Linked DNA regions of Homo sapiens: region 1 is linked to region 2. Evidence: read pairs that join two places in POLR2A ChIA-PET (ENCODE). Cell type or tissue: Panc1. All regions are shown on one strand. Each heading gives the region's core, and the rest is flanking DNA. Links, peaks and the distances in the headings are about the cores only.

The links. ChIA-PET counts read pairs that join two places held together with the same protein. Peaks named below come from ENCODE experiments on the same cell type or tissue, not always from the same donor. Only the 100,000 strongest peaks of a DNase experiment are listed, where the experiment ranks them.
Region 1: POLR2A ChIA-PET joins it to region 2 with 14 read pairs; 11 of 35 experiments call an interaction of 5 or more read pairs at or near these places.

The regions. Positions count from the first base shown.
Region 1 is chr12:46,355,756-46,359,943 of GRCh38, forward strand. SLC38A2 (solute carrier family 38 member 2) reads right to left here. Exons shown (of 16, transcript NM_018976.5): 16 at 2,433-4,188. Among named protein-coding and RNA genes, the nearest start is that of SLC38A2, 15 kb to the right of the region's middle. In Panc1, for the core only: no CTCF peak of the experiment used is centred there; a DNase peak (open chromatin) is centred at 1,895; H3K27ac peaks cover 948 bases.
Region 2 is chr12:46,425,724-46,443,326 of GRCh38, forward strand. The region is part of intron 2 of SLC38A4-AS1 (SLC38A4 antisense RNA 1); the gene reads left to right. It overlaps LOC124902923 (a long non-coding RNA gene), which reads right to left. Exons shown (of 2, transcript XR_007063284.1): 2 at 4,509-4,713. Among named protein-coding and RNA genes, the nearest start is that of SLC38A4-AS1, 51 kb to the left of the region's middle. RefSeq lists enhancers at 4,623-5,124, 4,663-4,957. In Panc1, for the core only: no CTCF peak of the experiment used is centred there; no DNase peak of the experiment used is centred there; H3K27ac peaks cover 4,000 bases.

The DNA.
Region 1 (4,188 bases), core at 189-4,188, 77 kb before region 2:
CTGCCCACCTCAGCCTCCCAAAGTGCTGGGATTAGAGGCATGAGCTACCGCGCTCGGCTGTGTTGGGGATAAATTGATTAAAAGATAGATGTCTGTTCCTATGAAGCTTATAGCTGTTGTGGTGGGGAAGTCAGAAAAAATGTGATTTGAGGAAGCAATCAACCATTGAATTGGGGCAAAGTCATAAAAGAAGGTTAGTGTCCTGCATGGAAGCCTAGAGAAAAGAAATCCAAAGAAAATAAATGTATCAATATCTCTGGACTGTTTCATTAAACATTTTGGGGGTTGCCTTCTTAGCTAGGGTTACCAACCATTCCCAGTTTGCCTGGGACTGTGGTTTCCAGGATGCAGGACTTTCAGTGTTAAAACAGGACAGTTGGTCCCAGTTTTCTAGCCTATTTCTAGTGCATGACCATTGTACCTCTCCTCTGAAAACTATTCTGCCCACCATATGGGTAGGTCCTGGCAGCTATTTGTACTGTGTTACCCTGCCCACCAAACTACATTTGAGATTAGGGTGGAATCTTGACCCATTACTGGCCGATTTGTATTGAGAAATTGAACTGAAAACAAGAAGCTCAGAATCTAGTTGCATAGTTCTATAGTGAAATTTCACACATTTCTGTCATTGAGGTCTCTAAAACAAAGACAGTTTTTGATTTTTGGAAGCTGTTTATCTTTTAATTCTCTGAGGCATCCCAATCTTTTAAGGAGTTCTCTCCATCTGCCATTCTTGCTTAAACTAATTTAAACGGATTTTTTTGTTATCAGAAATTTGACTAAGCCAAATGTCCAGGTGTATTTCTAAATTTCTACGTCAAGACAAACAGCTCTGGTTCTTTATTTAGAAATGTTCCTAGAATATTCCTTAAGCTTAATGGAAATCTCTCTGGAATAGCTAGCTCCCTGGTTAGAGTACCGTATTTTTATATTCAGTGGACATGTCAACCCAATTTCTTTCCTTTCTCACTCCCTTCCTGCCTTCCTTCACTCCCAATTTTTTTTTTTTTTTTTTTTAACAGGGTCTCACTCTGTCACCCAGGCTAGAGTGCAGTGGCATGATCACGGCTCACTGCAGCCTTGACCTCCCTGGGCTTCCAAGTGGCAGGGACTACAGGTGCACACCACCTGGCTGATTTTTGTATTTTTTTGTAGAGATGGGGTTTCACCATGTTGCCCAGGCTGATCTTGAACTCCTGGGCTTCAGCAATCCACCCTCCTTGGCCTCCTAAAGTGCTGGGATTAGAGGCATGAGCCACCACGCCTGGCTTCACCCAGTATATTTCTAATTGTAGATAAATAAATTTGCATTCTGGTTCACTTTGGTAATTTTTTGTATTTTATTTATTTGAGACAAAGGGTTTCACTATGCTGTCCAGATTAGTCTCAAGCTCCTGGGCTCAAGTACTGCTATTGCCTAAGCCTCTGGAGTAGCTAGGACTACAGGTATGTCACCACGACCAGCTGGTATCATTTTTTTCTAAAAAATAGCACATTTGAAAGTGTATGGATTTTGTTAGAACTCGTCTGACACATAACCCTACCCTCTTTCCAATGAGCATGTTAGTTGCATATGGTAGGTGTTCAGTTAGAGCTTGCCTATGAATACTTGAAAATTCCACAAGTCATTCTTCAATTGATTTGTTGCAAATTCTGCTGCCTTTCCTAATCCTTCTCATTTGACCATCATTAGTAACTGCATATTAAGTTTCTTGGAGACGTTTCCTGACTTTGGAACTACCATCAGGCATACTTGACTATCCCAAGGTGTGGTCTTTTCTGTTTCAGCTCTGGTTATTTCATTTCACAAGCCTCAAGCTTTTCGGACTTATCAGTAGGCCATACCTAAACTAGCCTGTGTATCTTAGTAACCTTCCCACTTCCACTGTTGCTCAAGTAAAACCATGCTGTTACACGCACCAGCTTGTCCATTAATTCCTCTTTTCCTGTGACTTTTTCACCAAACTGAACATATCCCAACTTCTTTCCAGGCCACTTGATTGCTCCTGGAGTTTGTGCATCATTATCACCCGAGTGGCCTTCTTAAGTAAAAAACCAGATCCTGGGCTACCCTACAGCTGGACCTTTGCAATCAGACAAACTAGGCACGTTTCAGAAAGCTGTGGTTTTAAAAGGCTCTCCAGTTGATTCTGATACATTATTGACCTATTTATTTCCATCAGCAGGGCTGAGCCTGGGCTCTTATGATGCATTTTAGCATCTTCCCCCAACTCTCCAAGACTTTCCATTCCTTCTCACTTTGGAAACTTAGAATCTCTGGGAACCTAAACTTTTTTTCCTGACCATTCATCACAAACATATGGACACCTACTAGGTGCTAGGTACTGCAGTTACAATGCAATTTGCATTAGACACTGCCTATCCCATTACCTGAAAAAAACAAAACAAAACAAAACAAAAAACACTGCTACTCAGGATTAAGCATGTATTTATTTTAGTTCAGTTAAAACAAACATACATTGTTTCATTGAAACGGTGTAGCACTCTTTGCCAACAAGCCATACTAGAATTGTTGGCCTCTAACAGTACAGTGGGGATATTTACACTATATACACAAAGTTAATACACCCAGGTTCTCAAAGGTCTTCCATTACACTAGATCACATTTTATTTCATTACACTAGATCACATTTTGATTACTGCATTTTGAAAATGTATTCCTTATTTAAATTTTAAATAAGAGATCTGAATTTGTACCAAGATTTCATGAAAAAATTTGATGTTGTTTATTGCAAATACAATTTAAACAAGTTTTTTTTAGTGTTTGTACACAATTTGTCAATTTTTCAATATTCAATTTTCTGTACAGGTACTTTTGGGACAATTCTTATAGTTACATAATGTGAATTCATCAAAATGCAGTTAAGAAACTTACAGGAATATATACACTTGAACCCAAGACCCAAACCTGACATTATATACAACCTATTTACAAATACATATGGACAGACAATATATGTACATAGATTATCATAAATATTGAAAAATAGGTTAGCTTTAATGGATTAATGTTGTTCTATAAATAACATTACAGTTGTAACTGAAACATCCACGGAAGACAGTAATGCAAAATGAGGTGACAAGACAGTGGTTTTAATACTGAAGACTGCTCATTAATGGGAATTCATTGTTCAGGAACCTCAAGGTAGACAAGATAGCTCCCAGAAAATCATCCATTGGAATTTTCCCTAGGCACTTGATTTTGAACCTTAAATAGCCAGAGGATTGGAGGAGCTTCCTCACATTAATTTGCTGTAGAGAAAAGAATTTTTTTTCCATTCCTTCCTGGTTGCCACAGTATCTTCTCCCATACAAAAAAAAAAAAAAAAGTCTGTAGAAACAACTCTTGGTATTCCCTGGCAGGTCTTAGATACAAAGTCAGCAACTCTTTCCAGGAGCTCATGCAAATTTGCCAATTCTTGGTCTCAACTAGAGGTGAGGTTCTGCATTCGAATGGAGTGCCTAAAGCCCAATTAAATGAAAGCAGTGCCGTAGAATCTGTCTTCCCACTGCCTTTCTATTTCTAGATGGCCCCCAATTATTTTATCTTCATAGAAACAGACAAAAATGGACCAACGGTTTCACCCAATGTAGCACTACAAGACGTCTTCCAGTTCCATAAGGGTCTTTAATTACACATGTATCTTGTTTGTAAATTTAGTCACATATAATACAAGAATGCGTAACAAAAACCATGTCTCCACATTTCTGGCCCTTGCCCCAAACAACATTTTTAGTTCAAGGGCAAACCTTACAGCCAGATGACCAATTGACAATTCCATTATTTGCTTCCTTCAACCACTTAATGGAATTATGTATATTAGATTTTAGACATTATGCCTGATGAGCGAAGTACCACATTATTTAATAATATATTCACCATACACTGTGACGTACGATAAATGTGCTCTTAAAGCCAAGTTTCAAAGTAATTATTTTCATTTCTAACTGGGATTGAAATGGAAGGGTTGACATGCAGTTGGACCAAAATGACTACTAACACTCAGTTTGCACTGTTTTCCCTAGCTAACCATTTGTTGGATGTAAACAAGTAATTCTACGTTGTACAAGAATGAGATGACAGTCCAGTGCAAATGAGTTTTTATAAAGCTTACTGCATGAGAAACCCAGTGGCCTACGCAAAGAGAACTTATATCATATCAAACA
Region 2 (17,603 bases), core at 7,246-11,245:
CCTGAGGCCTCTGCATTCTTCCCGTTGTTCTTGAGCCTTGGCTTTCAGCTCCATTAGCTCCTTTAAGCACTTCTCTGTATTGGATATTCTAGTTATACATTCATCTAAATTTTTTTCAAAGTTTTCAACTGCTTTGCCTTTGGTTTGAATTTCCTCCTGAAGCTCTGAGTAGTTTGATCGTCTGAAGCCTTCTTCTCTCAACTCGTCAAAGTCATTCTCCGTCCAGCTTTGTTCCATTGCTGGTGAGGAGCTGGGTTCCTTTGGAGGAGGAGTGGCACTCTGCTTTTTAGAGTTTCCAGTTTTTCTGCTCTGCTTTTTCCCCATCTTTGTGGTTTGATCTACTTCTGGTTTTTGATGATGGTGACTTACAGATGGGTTTTTGGTGTGGATGTCCTTTCTGTTTGTTAGTTTTCCTTCTAACAGACAGGACCCTCAGCTGCAGGTCTATTGGAGTTTGCTAGAAGTCCACTCCAGACCCTGTTTGCCTGGGTACCAGCAGCGGTGGATGCAGAACAGTGGATTTTCATGAACCGCGAATGCTGCTGTCTGATCGTTCCTCTGGAAGTTTTGTCTCAGAGGAGTACCTGGCTGTGTGAGGTGTCAGTCTGCCCCTACTGGGGGGTGCCTCTCAGTTAGGGTGCTCGGGGGTCAGGGGTCAGGGACCCACTTGAGGAGGCAGTCTGCCCGTTCTCAGATCTCCAGCTGCGTGCTGGGAGAACCACTGCTCTCTTCAAAGCTGTCAGGCAGGGACGTTTAAGTCTTCAGAGGTTACTGCTGTCTTTTTGTCTGTCTGTGCTCTGCCCCCAGAGGTGGAGCCTACAGAGGCAGGCAGGCCTCCTTGAGCTGTGGTGGGCTCTACCCAGTTCACGCTTCCTGGCTGCTTTGTTTACCTAAGTGAGCCTGGGCAATGGCAGGTGCCCCTCCCTGAGCCTCGCTGCCACCTTGCAGTTTGATCTCAGACTGCTGTGCTAGCAATCAGCGAGACTCCGTGGGTGTAGGACCCTCCGAGCCATGTGCGGGATATAATCTCCTGGTGTGCCATTTTTTAAGCCGGTCAGAAAAGCGCAGTTATTAGGGTGGGAGTGACCCGATTTTCCAGGTGCCATCTGTCACCCCTTTCTTTGACTAGGAAAGGGAACTCCCTGACCCCTTGTGCTTCCTGAGTGAGGCAATGCCTCGCCCTGCTTTGGCTCGCACATGATGCGCTGCACCCACTGTCCTGTGCCCACTGTCTGGCACTCCCTAGTGAGATAAACCTGGTACCTCAGGTGGAAATGCAGAAATCACCTGTCTTTTGTGTGGCTCACGCTAGGAGCCATAGACCGGAGCTGTTCCTATTTGGCCATCTTGGCTCCCGGGCACATCTCTTTATGATAAAAGCCCTCAACAATCTAGGCATTGAAGGAACATACCTCAAAATAATGAGCCATCTATGACAGACTCACAGCCAACATCTTACTCAATGGGAAGATGGAAGCATTGCCCCTTAAGAACTGGAATAAAACAAGGATGTACACTCTAACTACTCCTATTCAACATAGTACTGGAAGCCCTAGCCAGAGTAATCAGACAAGACAAAGAAATAAAAGGTACCCAAATAGGAAAAAATAAGTCAAATTATCTTTCTTTGCTGACAATAAGATTCTATACCTAGAAAATCCTAAAGATTCTCCCCAAAGACTCCTAGATCTGATAAACAACCTCAGCAGTCTCAGGATACAAAATCAATGTACACATATCAGTAGCATTTCCATACCCAATGACATTCAGCTCAGAAGCAAATTAAAAATGCAATATCATTTATGGTAGCCACACACACAAAAAATAAAATATCCGGCAATATATCTAACCAAGGAGGTTAAAGATCTGTACAAGGAGAACTGCAAAACACTACTGAAAGAAATCGCAGATGACACAAACAAACGGAAAAACATTCTATGCTTATGGATTGGAGGAATCAGTATCGTTGGAATGTTTATACTGCCCAAACACATCTACAAATTCGATGCTATTCCTATCAAATTGTGAGTCACTGTTCACAGAATTAGAAATAACTGTTCCAAAATTCATATGGAACCAAAAAAGAGCCCAAATAATCAAGACAATTCTAAGCAAAAAGAATAAAGCTGGAGGAATCACATTACTTGACTTCAAGCTATACTACAAGGATGCAGTAACCTAAACAGCATGGTACTGGTACAAAAATGGACACATAGACCAATGAATAGAATAGAGAACCCAGAAATAAAGCTGCACACCTACAACTAACTAATATTTGACAAAGTCAACAATAACAATGTGGAAAGGACACTCTATTCAATAAATGGCTAGCTATACACGGAAGAATGAAACTGGACCCGTACCTCTCACCATATACAAAAATTAACCAAGATGAATTGAAGTCTTAAATGTAAGACCTCAAATTATAAAAATCCTAGAAGAAAAACTAGAAAATACTTTTCTAGACATTGATTAAGGCAAAGAATTTATGACTAAGTCCTTGAAAGCTAACATGACAAAAACAAAAATGGACAATTAGGTCCTGATTAAACTAAAGAGCTTTTGCACAGCAAAAGAAACTATCAACAGAATAAACAGACAACACACAGAATGGGAGTAAATGTTTGCAAACTATGTGTCTGACAAAGGACTAATATCCACAATCTATAAGTAATTTAAACAAATCAACAAGAAAAAACAAATAGCCCCATTAAAAAGTAGGCAGAGGACTTGAACTGACACTCCTCAAAAGACATACAAGTGGCCAACAAATAAAAAAATGTTCAGCACCACTAATCATAAGAGAGACACAGGCCAGGTGCAGTGGCCCACGCCTGTAATCCCAGCACTTTGGGAGGCCGAGGCAGATCACCTGAGGTCAGGAGTTTGAGACCAGCCTGGCCAACATGGCAAAACCCCATCTCTACTAAAAGTACAAAAATTAACCGAGTGTGGTGTGGTGGTGCATGCCTGTAGTCCAAGCTCCTCGGGAGGCTAAAGCAGGAGAATTGCTTGAACCTGGGAGTTGGAGATTGCAGTGAGCTGAGATCGTGCCATTGCACTCCAGCCTGGGTTACAGATGGAGCGAGACTCTGTCTCAAAAAAAAAAAAGAGACACACACACAAATGTAAACCATAATGAGATACTATCTCACACCAATCAGAGTGGCTATTATCAGAATTTCAGAAAACAACAGATACTGGCAAGAATGAAGATAAAAGAGAATGCTTATACACTGCTGGTGGGAATGCAAATGAATTCACCGCCTGTGGAAAGCAGTTCGAAGATTTCTCAAAGAACTAATAATAGAACTACCATTCAACCCAGCAATCCCATTACTGGGTATATACCCAAAGGAAAATAAATCGTTCCACCAAAAAGACACCTGCACTGCTATGCTTACCATGGCACTATTCACAATAGCAAAGACATGGAATCAACCTAGGTGCCCACCAGCGGTAGACTGGACTAAAAAAATGTGGTGAATATCCACCAGGTTCACAATGCAGCCACAGAGAAGAATGTATTCATGCCCTTTGCAGTAACGTAGATGCATCTGGAGGCCATTATCCTAAGTAAATTAATGCAGAAACAAAACCAAATACCACATGTTCTTACTTTTAAGTGGGAGCTAAACATTGGGTACACTTGGACACAAAGATGGGAAAAATAGACACTGGGGATTCCAAAAGGAGGGAGAGACAGAGGGAGCAAGGGTACTATGTTCACTACTTGGTTTATGGGATCATTAGAAGCTCAAACTTTAGCATCAGGTATTATACCCATGTAATAAACCTGCACATATACCTCTTGAATTTAAAATTAAAAGCAAATAAATAAATGAAAGAATTGGGCATAACCCTCAAAAAAATTCCAGAATGTGGGGCACTACTCTGGTCTCTTCAGGTCAGTGGGATGGGAAAAAGAGCAGGTGATGGGGCACAGGGGGAGCTATATTAAGATAAACTAAACTTGAGAGATGTAAACATGAAAACAATGTGTAATTCCGTATTGGATCCTGTTGGGAGAACAAGTTTGAGGGACAATTGGGATTCTGAATAAGGACTAGATATTAGAATTATTATTATAGGAATCCCTAAATTTTTAGGAGTGATAATGGTATTGTGGCTATGTTAAGAAAACTCCCTAATTTTTAAAAGATGCATGCCAAGAGGTTTACGAGGGAGGCATGCTATTATCTATAATTTACTTTGAAATGGTTCAGTAAACAAATGAAAAATAGAAGGATGAATGGATGGTTTGATGAATAAATGGAATAAATGTGGCAAAATATTAAAAAACTGTTCTCATATGCAATTGCTTATGAATCAGACTTAGTTTAGTAAAAACCAAACAGCAAGATAAAATAAATTGGATACTGAGGTTATTTTTAGATTTGTTATTACTGTCATGAATAATCTTCAATTTCAAATTTATGTTCCTTAAAACTTATTGTTACCATTGATTAATCTTATAATATATGTTACAAAGTTGAACTGATAAAATATTCTAATAAAATATTTATTTTGCTGTCTTTTATGTTGTAGATCCACATAAGGTATTCTTTGAAAACCCAGTTTAGTTCACAAGAAAAATGGAAAACAGATTTAGTCTTCTTGCCTTTTACGTTGCAGACATAGAACTTGTCATTGTAAATGCAGTGTCAGTAGGTCAATGACCCAAAAGTCCCCGTTCTTTGTGCTGAAAAATATCTGCAGAGAGGGAATGTTAGATTTCTGTAAGTGAAATTCTGAACAATACTAATTGTTTGCTTACCTGCAATGTATGGGTTGTTAAGATAAAACAGGGTGGGAACCTGATCTACCCAGGCATATCTTTCATGTGAATGTGAAGGAAATGATTCATTGACAACCCCAAAGACCTTGCTGGGAAAACACAGCTCAGTATTGCATCATCAAGCATTTGAAAACAAAGTGTCAGGAAACAGTTTAGAAATCAGTCTCTATCACTTTCTCTTATTAACTAGTTGTTTGTATTAATAAGAGTAACCACCACTTGTGTTTTGTTTTGTAGTTTATTAAGTGTATTTGTGATAACTTTTGGAAGTAGTAAGGTAGGTCTCATTACTCATTTTTCAGGTGAGGAAAATGAGGCTCCCAGATTTTCAGTGACTTGTTCAGGATTACACAGGCTGAAAGTGGAAGATCCATGTATTACTACATCTGGGTCTACCTAGGAAATGGGAGGGCATCAATTGTGTAATATAATCTCATAGAAACTCGGTTTTCTGAGCTCTAAGGAGGGCATAATGCTTATTTTACAGTATTGTTATAAAAATAACATGAAATTATATAAAGAAGACATCTAGGTCAGTATTTTCATATACATGGAGTTCGGTACATATTTAGTCCTTTTTTTTTTTTTTTTTTTTAGATGGGGCCTTGCTCTGTTGCCCAGGCTGGAGGGCAATGGCACAATCTCAGCTCACTGCAACCTCCACGTCCCAGGTTCAAGTGATTTTCCTGCCTCAGTCTCCTGAGTAGCTGGGATTACAGGCGCCCACCACCACGCCCAGCTAATTTTTGTATTTTTGGTAGAGATGGGGTTTTCCATGTTGGCCAGGCTGGTCTTGAACTCCTGACCTCAGGTAATCCGCCTGCCTTGGCCTCCCAAAGTGCTGGGATTACAGGCGTGAGCCACTGCGCCCGGCCCTTTTTTTTTTTTTTTTTTTTTTTTGAGACAGGGTCTTACTCTGTTGCTGAGGCTGGAGTGCAGTGGTGTGATCTCGGCTCACAACAGCCTTGACCTCCTGAGCGTAAGTGATGCTCCCACTTCAGCCTCCCAAGCAGCTGGCACTACAGGCACATGCCACCACACCCAGCTAAATGAGGCACCTGGCCTCATTTACTTTTTAGTGCCATGTTTATAGTCCTGTAGCTGTAATCTTAATCTGTACCTTAAATTTTCCACTGTCTAATTCCTTATATACCATCTTAGTAAGTTACAGTATTGCTATATTGAATCTTCAGTATAGTACTTTTCCAGGAGACTAACTGACAGCAAGCTTCTCTTGCTATTTTAGTTACTAATTCCTTCCCCCACTTTTGGGCAAAAGGCCAAGAGTATTTTGAGGAGATTAAGATGAACCTACAATTTATTGAATCATACCATTAAATAGAGTCAGAGTGAAGTTATAATACATTTGCAAAGTGACATATCTAAAGGGGCAGTAAGCAGCAGACGTAAGCAAAGTCATAGAAATCCATTTATCTGCCAACACATTTATGTAAGAAATTACACTACTGGTCAGGAATTTCCTGCTGTATGTCATTTTTTTTTTTTCTTATGGAACTTTTCAATAGCTTGTAATGGGCTGTTGTGCCTCCTCTTCAGGCTTGGCTGTTATCAGTGCCACTCAGATATCCCTTCCTATTCAGTGTGGAGTGCTTTGTGACACTTATGAATGGGTGCACCTATTTTTTAACTATTAGAATGTTGATTTATATCACAGAAGACTCATCATTTCTGCTTCCCTACACATAGGCCTGTTGTAAGAATTTACTGGTTTCAAACATGTATTAATTATATGAACTTGCAGGAAAAGAATGCCATAAAATTGAAAGCTACATGTGAGTTTTATAAGAGATAATTTTCTACCAAAATAATATGCAAAGGTAATAATTGGGGAAAATTTCTAGGCAGATGGGGAAAGAAATTCAAGTGTTTCTAATTATGTAGATAATGCTGAGTGAAAGGAAGAGCACTGTAGAAGGAATACTTGATGTGTAGCAGAAAACCAGAGTTTGAGTCTAGGCTCTGCCGTCTGCTAGATGAGCGTGGGCAAGACACCTAGGGCTGCAGTCTCATATACTTCAGCTGTAGAAATGGCCACTGAATCATATTTCTTAACCTCTGTTTTATTTTATTAGGAAAAATGTAACACCCCAGGAAATTTTAGTTTGCAGACGTGGTGTAAAACTTTACTTATGCAGCCTTATTTCAGTACGCTTGCGTATACAATCGAAGTATTTAGCACTTCAATGTTTGCAGAGATAATTGGCAAATAGAAAGTAATATAAAATAAATAAGTAGATTTAATGTTTTCTAATTTTCAATGGAGAAATATGGTTATATATATTTTTAAATTAGATTCAGCAGTAGGAGATTCAATGAATTACTTAGCCTCCTAAACATAAATCAGCTTCATCCTTCTCCTTTTTTTTTTTCAATTTTATATCAACAAACTGCCAGGAATGAGAGAAAAATTAATATTTCCTGAGAATGACTTTTGCATCAGTTGCATGCAACTGTTGTAAATTGTATCCTATCAGATATTTTGATTCACCTGAATTAAAACTTCTGATATATTATACCGGCCTAAAGATTAAAAAAAATTTTCTGACTTTCTTTCAGACCTTAAAAATGGATTTAATTTCCAGAAATGCAAGTGTGGGTAAATACAGAGATTATAATGAAATGCTTCATTGTGCTAATGGATAAAAGGGGAAAATCAACTAGAAGTATGTGCTTTTGGGAAGGAAAGGACAAAATTATTACTCTCAGTAGGTGATACAATTGTCTATTTAGTAAAACTACAAAATCAATTGTAATACTTTTTGAAACAATAAAAAATTTAGTAAAAAGACAAGTTAAAAGTTAAAATATATGAAACTCAATAGCTTTCTTATATACCAAACATTACCAATAATAAAATATAAAGGAAAAAGAAATTTATTCTCACTAGAACATACACTGCATGAGGACAGAAACCATTTTTTTTTCACAGCTGCATCCCCAGCTCCTATAACAGGGTCTGACACATAGTAGACACCATAAACATTTGTTGTGTAAATGAATTCGTGGTAACAAAATATCACAAAATTATTAAGAATATTCTTAATATGAAATTCATAGGATCTTTAATCCTATATTTCATGGAAAACTGGTATGTGAATTGAGTTGGTGAATTCTCAGAAAGAAGGATAGTGGTTATATGTAGAATGTTTTTCTCCACCAGACATGGATTCATTCAATAAATATGTTTGGGGATCTACTCTGTGCTTGGCGGTGTTCTAGCCACTGTTCTAGGCACCAATAGACAAAAATAGACAAAAATCTCTGTTGTCATGGAACTTATCATCTCATTTGGAGATATAAACAATATGCAAATGAATAAGTAAAATAGATAGGATGTCAGATGGTGCAAAATGTTAAGGAGAAGAATAAAGCAAAGAAGGGGCTGTAGAGTTCCAGGGTTTGGACAGGGGATGGAAGTAGACGGAAGTGGCAGCTGTGAATAGGGTGCTCAGGCAAGATCTCACAGACAAGGTGGTATTTGAGTAAAGACCTGGAGAAGGTGAGTCATGTGGCTATCGATATTAAAAGCTACAGTAATTAAAACAGTGTGGTCGTAACTTCAAAGAGACACAGAAAAATAGAACAAAATATTGAGTTCAGAAATTGGCTCAAATATATGTGAAGATTTAGCATGTGATAAAGTGGCCAAGAAAATGGACTGTTTTTAAAGAGTGCTGGAACAACTTGCTAGCCATTTTGGGGGAAAAAGGTAAGTTGGGATCTCACCTTATCCAGACAAAAATTACAAATGGATAAAAAGTTTTCATGTTAAACCACACACATTAAACAGCTGAAGAATGTTTAAGTATATATTTTTATACAGCCTTTGACTAGAGAAGGCCTCTTAAAGCATAATAAAGCCAGAAAATGAACAGAATGGTCCACAGATTAGACCATATAAAAGTTTGAGGTGGCAAAAATAAAACAAAATAAATAAAAAATTAAAATCACCACCAATAAAAGTTAAAAAAATACATATTACAGAAATACTATATTTCCTTATTCTAGTCCCCACTCTCTTTCAAAAAATGAACAGAATGGTCCACAGATTTGACAATATAAAAGTTTGAGGTGGCAAAAATAAAACAAAATAAAAAATTAAAATCACCACCCATAAAAGTTAAATTAAAAAAATACATATCACAGAAATACTGTATTTCCTTATTCTAGTCCCTGCCCTCCTTCTGAAGTTAGTGTATACATTTAATGTGGTGATGTCTCTTTCTCCTTGCTCTTAGGAACTATTAAATTGATAGTATATATTCTAATAAACTGCCTGTTAGAGAGCAGACTAAGGTATATAGAAAGCTTTAAAAAGCAACATATTTTTGCATACTCAATAGCAAAAGTAAAAAGCCTATGAACACAGTTCACAAGGAAAGAAATGCAAATAACTAAAAAAAGGGAAGAGATGTTAAACCTTTTGGGTAAAAAGGAAAGGTCAGCTGAAATTGCATTGATATGCAATGTTTTACCCATTGGATTGGTAAGCCCTAAGAGGATTGTTATGGGAGGCAATGGGAATATACAACATTCTCATTTACTGCTAATGGGAGTGTGAATTTGTACAGCCTTTCATTAAAACTGAATATGTTTATGCCTTTTAAATTTCCTTGGATTTTTTTCCCTAAAAGGATATAATTGCACAAGTGTTCAAAGATAAGAATGTATGTACAAAAATGTTTATCTCAGCATTGTTTGCAATAGTAAATAACTGGAAATGATCTTGATGTCCATTAATAGAGAAATGGTTAAATAAGCTACAGTAGAATGCTATGCAATGTGGAATGCTATGGAATGCTATGCAGTTATTATTTATTTATATGGGAAGATGCCCACAATAAATTGTTTATCAAAAGGCAGATTACTACAGCCATTTTGGAAGACAGTTTGACACTTTCTTACAAAACTAAGCATCCTCTTATCATATGATCCAGCAATTGTACTCCTAGGTATTTACTCAAACTTAACTTCACACAAAAACCTGTACATAAATGTTTGCAGTAGCTTTATTCATAGTTGTCAAAAATTGGAAGCAACCAAGATGTCCTCAAGTAAATGAGGATAAAACAAACTGAAGTATATCCAGATAATGGAACATTATTCAGTTATAAAAATAAATGAGCTATTAAGCCATGAAAAAACACTGAAGAATCCTACATGCATATTGCTAGGTGAAAAAATAGCATTTGGCATTCTAAAAGGCTACATACTCTATAACTACAAGTATATGACATTCTGGGAGGGGCAAAACCATGGAGACAGTAAAAAGATCTGTGATTGGCAGGGATTGGAGGGAAGTCAGGGAGGGATAGATAAGTGGAGTGCAGAGAATTTTTAGGGCAATGAAACTATTCTGCATGTTGCTGTAATGGTGGATACCTGACATCATACATTTGGCAAAACCCATAGAGGAATGAATCTTAATATACATTTTAGGTAGTAATGTATCAATATTAGTTTATCAATTGTAGTAAATGTACCACACCAAAGCAAGTTGTTAATAATAGGGGAAATTGGTGGTGAACAGAATGGGAATATATAGGAACTCTCTACACCTTCTGGTTAATGTTTCTGTAGTCCTAAAACTGATCTAAGAAATAAAGTCTGTTAGTTAAAAAAAATGCATGTATGATCCTCTTTTTATAGTTTGTGTGTGTGTGTGTGTGTGTGTGTGTGTGTAGGGGGATGTGTAGAAATAAGTTTGGAAGGATAGCATCAAAATGTTAAGAGTGGTATCTTCCAGTGGTGAGACTGTGAGAGATTTTCACTTTTTAATTTATGTCTTTTTATACTGTCTACAATGTTTTATATTCTTATGATCAGAAATAATACAATTTCATTTCAAAAGCAAAAACATAAGACAACAGCACCAACTAAAAAAGAGAAAACTAACAAGAATAAAGTAAAATGAAAAAATAACCCGTAATTCTACCATCTAAAGATAACTACTATTAACATTTTGGTATATATTTCAGGTTATTTACAATAAATTATGTAATATGTGAAATATATAGATAGATAGATACACACATTAAATACAATTTTACAACACAATCATAGTTTATATATGTTCCACAGTGAGCACATCTATAGGGACCTATCCCAAAGGCTTAAAAGTTATCCAACTGAAAGTTGACTTATACATTTTTCATTTACAAAATACAAGGCTCCTAAGTTGTCTAACTTATCCTGTGATGACTAGTGGCTGCCAGGATTATGCAAATATTTTCAGAAAAACAAATATGCTTAATACGTCTCTTCAAGGTAAAAATGACATTTTAATAGTGAATGAGAAAGCAACTGCTTTTCTAACTTAATTTGCTGTTTTGAAAATGGATGTGGTAGCAGCCTCTGAGGTTGCTGCCACTGATCCCCTCTTCCTGGCATCCATGTCCTTGTCTAATCCCCTCCCCTTGAATATGGGCTGGACCTGTGACTCTAACAAACGTTTGAATGTGACACAGGACTTCAGTTCGTTTCAGCATTTCAAACAAAACAACTTCATATTCACATAATATTTCATAAAATTCTTTCCTATGCATAGTTCCATTCAAGCATCCCAACCTCTTGAAATAAAGAAGAGATATAATATTTGTTTCTGTTTTAAGTGAGAAAATTAAGGGCTCAGAGAGATATTAAATGATTTGTTCAAGGCCTGTCTGACCAGACGGCTTGTACCACAATTCAAATCCTGCTCTGCTGACTTTAATTCTCAGTCTCCTTCATTCTAAAGGACGATTCTACTCTTCAGTCTTTAGACTTTCCAGAGTGGAGTAAAAAAGTGGCTGGCTAGGCTTTTGTGGTCTCAGATTCTGGTACCTGTGTCACTATAGCACAATATTCTAGTCTATATAGAGTGATTCCTCAATTGATGTTTGTTGATAATATGGAAATTTCATTCATAGCAAATTGTGGTGGTGTTAAATACTGTCATTACTTTACTTATCCACGTAACTCTATGTGAGATTAAGATTTTGGTAACTATCTGGCTATTTTGATCAAGGCAGATACCTGGTAATTGATATGTTAAGGCATTTTTCTCCCTGAGTTATTGGATGATGAAATCATAGAAAATTAAACCTAGTAGCAAACATTAGATGTGCATATTTGAAGACAGATTTTTTTTATAGCTGTACTATGAGTTATTTTTTTTCTGTCAAATATTATTTATGAGGAATGTTGAGGTAACTAGAGAGGAAAAATGTCATAGAAAACAGTTCCCTTCAGATGATCTAAGAGGTTCATGTTGTATACAATGCACCTCTTATCAGAAAGTTATTGGTGATACCATTTCTTTTCCGGTAAAGCAAAGCAAGTCTTCATTTTTACATATTTGACATCTCTGAGTTACTTACTGATGTCAGAGAGGGCATCCTTGATGTATGTTTATTCATATATTTTCAAAAAACAGTACAGAAAATTTTCCATTACTGAAGAAATAAATCCACAAAAACCAAAGGCTTGAGAATATTCCTTTAAAAAGATAATTTATTGACTTTTGTGCATTGGGGATTAACCAAATCTGTAACTAGAGATTAATCTGGAGAAGGGGGAGAGAGGAATAGAATGTGAATGGGACAGAGGCAGAGGAGGGAATGTGAGGGAATTAGGGCATTAGTGCTGCTGGAAGGGTGTGAATATGACTTGTTGAGGCTTTCTGAGTTTCAGGCTCTGTGCTACGTGCTCTGCATATATATCTTCTTCTTAATCTCTGTAACAGACCTATGAGGTGACAGACATTATTATCCACAGTTTTCAAATGAGGAAACTGGCTCAGAGAGGTTTCAATAAATGACCCAAGATCACACAGCCAGTAAATAGCAGTCAGGATTTGAACTCACAGATGTTTGTACTTCAAGTCTGTGTGCTTTACCGTACTGCATACGTCTGTCTACAGAGTGCTGATTTTACAGATATTTTCCCCAACTTGGCTATTGGTTAACTGTCCAGATTTGTTTTTACATGAGTAACGCATGCTCCAGTTTATTTTTATTCAAAGATAAGTATATATAAAGAGATGTAGATCCTTTTATGGTTTGCTGAAATTTATTTTGAACTTAGTTCTCGTGCATCAGAAATACCTTATTAATTGAAAATAGACCCATTAATTACTGTGTGGGATGTGAAAAAATGCATTCTTTGTAAATTTCTAGTTTTTCCTTTGGACTATGGTAATTTGCATTTGTCCTATGCTTTTGGCAGTAGCCACAGATTTCAAGTATTAAACATAAGTGAAATACTGTATGTGATTTTCTATATTGTATGGGAGGAAAAAAGTCAATCTGGGGGACAGATCCAAGTGATGTGAGACTCCAGCTGAAGGCTCAGGTCCCTCTAGGGAAAGTCACAGCAGCCTGACGGTGTAGGAAAATGGCACTCTGCTGCTGTCAGTTTACTTGGCAGTGCCTGGCAAAGAGCACAGGAAAAACACCAGAGCAGCAATGAGCAGTTTTTCAGCTGCCAGAGAAAAAGTTTCACAAACTGGGAATTTTACAAAGGTACACTAATGTCTGATACTAATTTATTCATCAAATATTTGTTGCATAGTATATGCTGAAAATACAATGCTGAATTAGTCATTGTTCCTGCTTTCAAGGAACACACGGGCCAGACGGGAAGACAGTCTATAAATTTCAGTAAAGGGCGTCAAGGGCCATAGTCACAGGGCCTTATGTGAGCACCTAGGAGAGGTACCTGGTTTCGCCGGAAGTATTGGGAAATGTTCCAGAAGAGGGAATATCTATTCTAAGCCAGACTGTCTATATAATTTGCGGAGTCCAGTGCGAAATGAAAATGTGGATCATTTGTTCAAAAACTATGAAGAATTTCAAGATGGTGACAGCTGAGCATTAGATAAAGCACAGACACTTCTAATTGAATTTCCTTCTACTTAGACTGTAATACCCACAATGGGAAAATTCGAAACCATTGTTTAACAAAATGAACCCACTCTGGGCATTTATGCTGTTTGTTTCCTTTGAAGTATTACTACATAGCAAAAATCTAAGGGTCTACAATAATGTATTTAAATCAGCCTGGTGTGGCCATGATAATTTTGGAAGAACAATATTAGAATGGGTCATGAATGTTTAGTATTTGTTGCATTTCCCCCAGAAAAGGAAAGTTTCTGGGAACTTCAGGGAATATTTAAATACTTTCTCCAGCAGCCTGTTGCCTCTGAAACAAATAATTTATGGAAATGATAAAAAGCAAGTGTTAGTATGTTTGTTGGAAACGAAAACAGAAACCCTACCTGTTGATTACAAAAGCAGAGAACATGGTATCCATGGAATATTGTATTACAGTATTTTTCACAACTACTCACTGTACCCTTTAAAGGTTGTATAATGCCTGCTGGTAGCAAGGTAGCCATACGATTTATAGTAATTCCCTGAGGAAGGACTCTATCTATCCTTCTCACTTGGCCATGTGACTTGCTTTGGCCAATGGAGTGAAAGGACGTGATGTAAGCCATGTCTGAGTAGAAGTTCCAGGCAAATGCTTTAAGGGCCATGGCAGTTGGCACTCTGCTTTCCCCCTGCCACAAGTTCAGCATGTTCCCCGGAGGAGTTCTTTCTTCAAGCCTGGATCCTGAAAGAAAAAGCCATGTGGAGCACAGTCATGGCCAACACATGAAATGTGAATGCGAAGTAAACCTTGGTTGTTAAAAAGCCAGTGAGATTTTTTGGGGTTATTAATGACCATAACTGGGTGAAAATTGGCTAACACAGTGTTTTTATTTATAATAGGGCAATGAGTCACAAATACATCATTTGTCTAAAGGACATTCAGCGATCTCACTCCTCTGGGGAATGACACTGCTCTAATAATGATGATCATATAGGTTTTTCCAGAGGCAGATACACTGGGAATTCTGCTAATGGTAATCTGATCTGCTGGGAAATCAAGCTGAGTCCTCCAGGCATGAGTTGGGTCTAAATGGCTAAACCCCTGTCCTCACTTCCCCACCTGGTCCAGCTGCTTGCTGCCTACTTGATCTTAGACAAGTTGCTAAGCCTCAATTCCCCAATTTGTAAACTTGGAATAGGACTATTTACTTCATAAATTTGTTAGGACAGGGTCAGCTTCTATTTCTTCTGTATCAATGCCATTTTCCCACACAGTTTCTACCCCTCTGATTAAATTAGCTCTTGTTTGACTTTGTCTATCATTTTTAATGTAAAAGAAGTAAGACATTTGTAGATTAATATTGAGCTTCTCTTTGTTTCTCCCCAAGTATCTATTCTTTCTTCAGTGACAACAACTACCTCATAAAGGGTATATACTTTATTTTGATATTGGATATATATGCATATACATACATAAGTTAAAATATGCATAAAACCATGTTCTGTACACAGGAAAAATTTAGGATAAAAGAATTAGTGAAATCTTCTTTTCTTAAAAGGATTATGGTGGGGGAAGTGGGTTCACTTCTCCCTATGAAGCTGTTAATTCTTTTATGTTACTTGGCAAAGCTTGCTTGCTTTCTCTTCCTTTTTTCTCTCTCTTTCTTTCTTTTTCCTCTTTCCTTTCTTTCTTTCTTTCTTTCTTTCTTTCTTTCTTTCTTTCTTTCTTTCCTTTTCTCTTTCTTTCTTTCCCCTCCCTTCCTTCCCTCCCTCCCTCCTTCCCTCCCTCCCTCCCTCCCTGCCTCCTTCCTTCCTTCCTTCCTTCCCTCCCTCCCTCCCTTCCCCCCCCTCCCTCCCTCCCTCCCTCTCTCTCTTTATTTTTTTATTTTCTTTCTCCTCTCTTTCTTTCTTTTTTTTCTTTTTGAAGCAGGGTCTGGCTCTGTCATCCAGGCTGGAGTACAGTGGTGTGATCTTGGCTCACTGCAACTTCCACCTCCCAGACTCAGATGATCCTCCTGCCTCAACCTCCCAAGTAGCTGAGACTAACAGGCATGTGCCACCAAGCCCAGCTAATTTTTGTATTTTTTGTAGAGACAGGGTTTCGCCATGTTGCCCAGGCTGGTCTTGAACTCCTGAACTTAAGCAATCCGCCTGCTTCATCCTTCCAAAGTGCTGAGATTGCAGGCATGAGCCATCGTGCCTGGCCTGGCAAATTTTTCTAATTGTCACTATCGGTCAAGTCCTGTCCTACGAACTGAGAATAAAGAGTGGAACTGGATAGAAAAAGGCCTGCTATCTTTTAGCTTACCTTCTAGTAGGAGGAAGCAGACAATAAACAATTAAGCCAATAAGTAGACCCAATAAAAGGCCAAAAAACATGAAGTAAGAGTCCTTGGGAGAGCTCTCTACTGAATGGATAAGAATAATGTGTTAATTTATAGCTGTTTCAAGGAAGAGTAGCAACATTTATTGAGCACCTGCTAAGTTTCAGCTAGTTTATCTGTACTCTTTCATTTAATAATTGTAATAACCCTGTGAGTAGGTCCATTTTATAGGTCAAAAACTGGACATTCACAACTAGAAAGTCAACTAACTTCCCCTCAATTACCCAGCTGATAAATTCAAGAGTGGACCTCTAATTCTTACCTCCTACTTCTTCCTCAAGCCCAGTAATCTCTTTTAAGTAGGAAAAACATATCTCTTTCTGCTTACCCTCACCTATATCCTCAGTTAGGCTTTTTTAGATTATAAGTGATATTTTTCTTAGAATAAAGTTAAATTTCAGCTTTCCCTGCATTTACAGGAAATATTCTTTAAAAACAGAGCACTGGACTTAAATTCTGGAGAACTACCTTCAAACTACTGTCCTGCTACTCAATACCCATGTGGTTTCCGGCAAGTCACTCAACTTCTATGAGCCTGTTTACTCATCTGTAACAGGAGATAGTGCCAGGTATAAGGTTTTATGATCCCTAGTTTTGAACTAGTGGGGTCTGGCTTCACAGATTTTACTATACTTTGCACACTAATATTGCACACTGACATAGAGTCTCTCTCTGGTGATGTGCACAAGGATTTATATAACTCAGATCACTTCCACAGCACAGTGACTCAGAGCCCCTGGAGTATGAAAGACTGAATCCCTAAGTCTGGCTCACGAGCAGTAAGATCTCCTTTTCCTCTGCATTTTACCTAAGTGTTTTTTTTTTTTTTCCAGGCTGGGAGAGTTTGCCTCTGGCGTGCCTCTGCTCTTGAGGGTGAAATGGGCTCAGAGTGACTTTAAAGGCTGCTCAACAAAGGCAGGAACACCAGAGAATTATCATTTTCTTTTTCTTCAGCTGACTGGATAAGTGTAGCTGTAATAGAGTATGGTTCAGGAGGGCAAAACCACTTTGGAAGAAACCTTGAAAGTGATTCAATTTCAAGTCACAAGATCAATTATGTGAGGTTCTAGAACTACTGATACTGAGTTTTACAGCAGATTCATGGCACAGGTTCAGAAGGTGATTCAGGATGTCTCTTTCCTTGGACATTAAAGCTCATTACCTGAAAATTACTCAGCCTTGGCCCTTAGGGAAATTTTAAGTGCCCAGCCCAAACGGCATAATCCTATTTAAAATACCAAGATTGCATGATAATGAACAACATCGAAAGAAAACACTTGTCTGGGTCAGATCTCATCAATTAGACAATTTCCAACAGAGAACACATCTCTAGATAACTACATGTCTGTCATATAAGGGATATGTGGACTTCCGGCTATGTGCTTACAGTAAATTATCTCAAGAAAACTAGGCAGCAGGTAGAAAAAGAGCAATGCAATCCCACTTTTTTAATGCTCTTGCCTATAGTCTTTGATGGACTGAACTTCATTTGATGACCATTTCTATTCTTGCCTGCAATTTGGGAATGTTAAATCCTATCTCATAGGA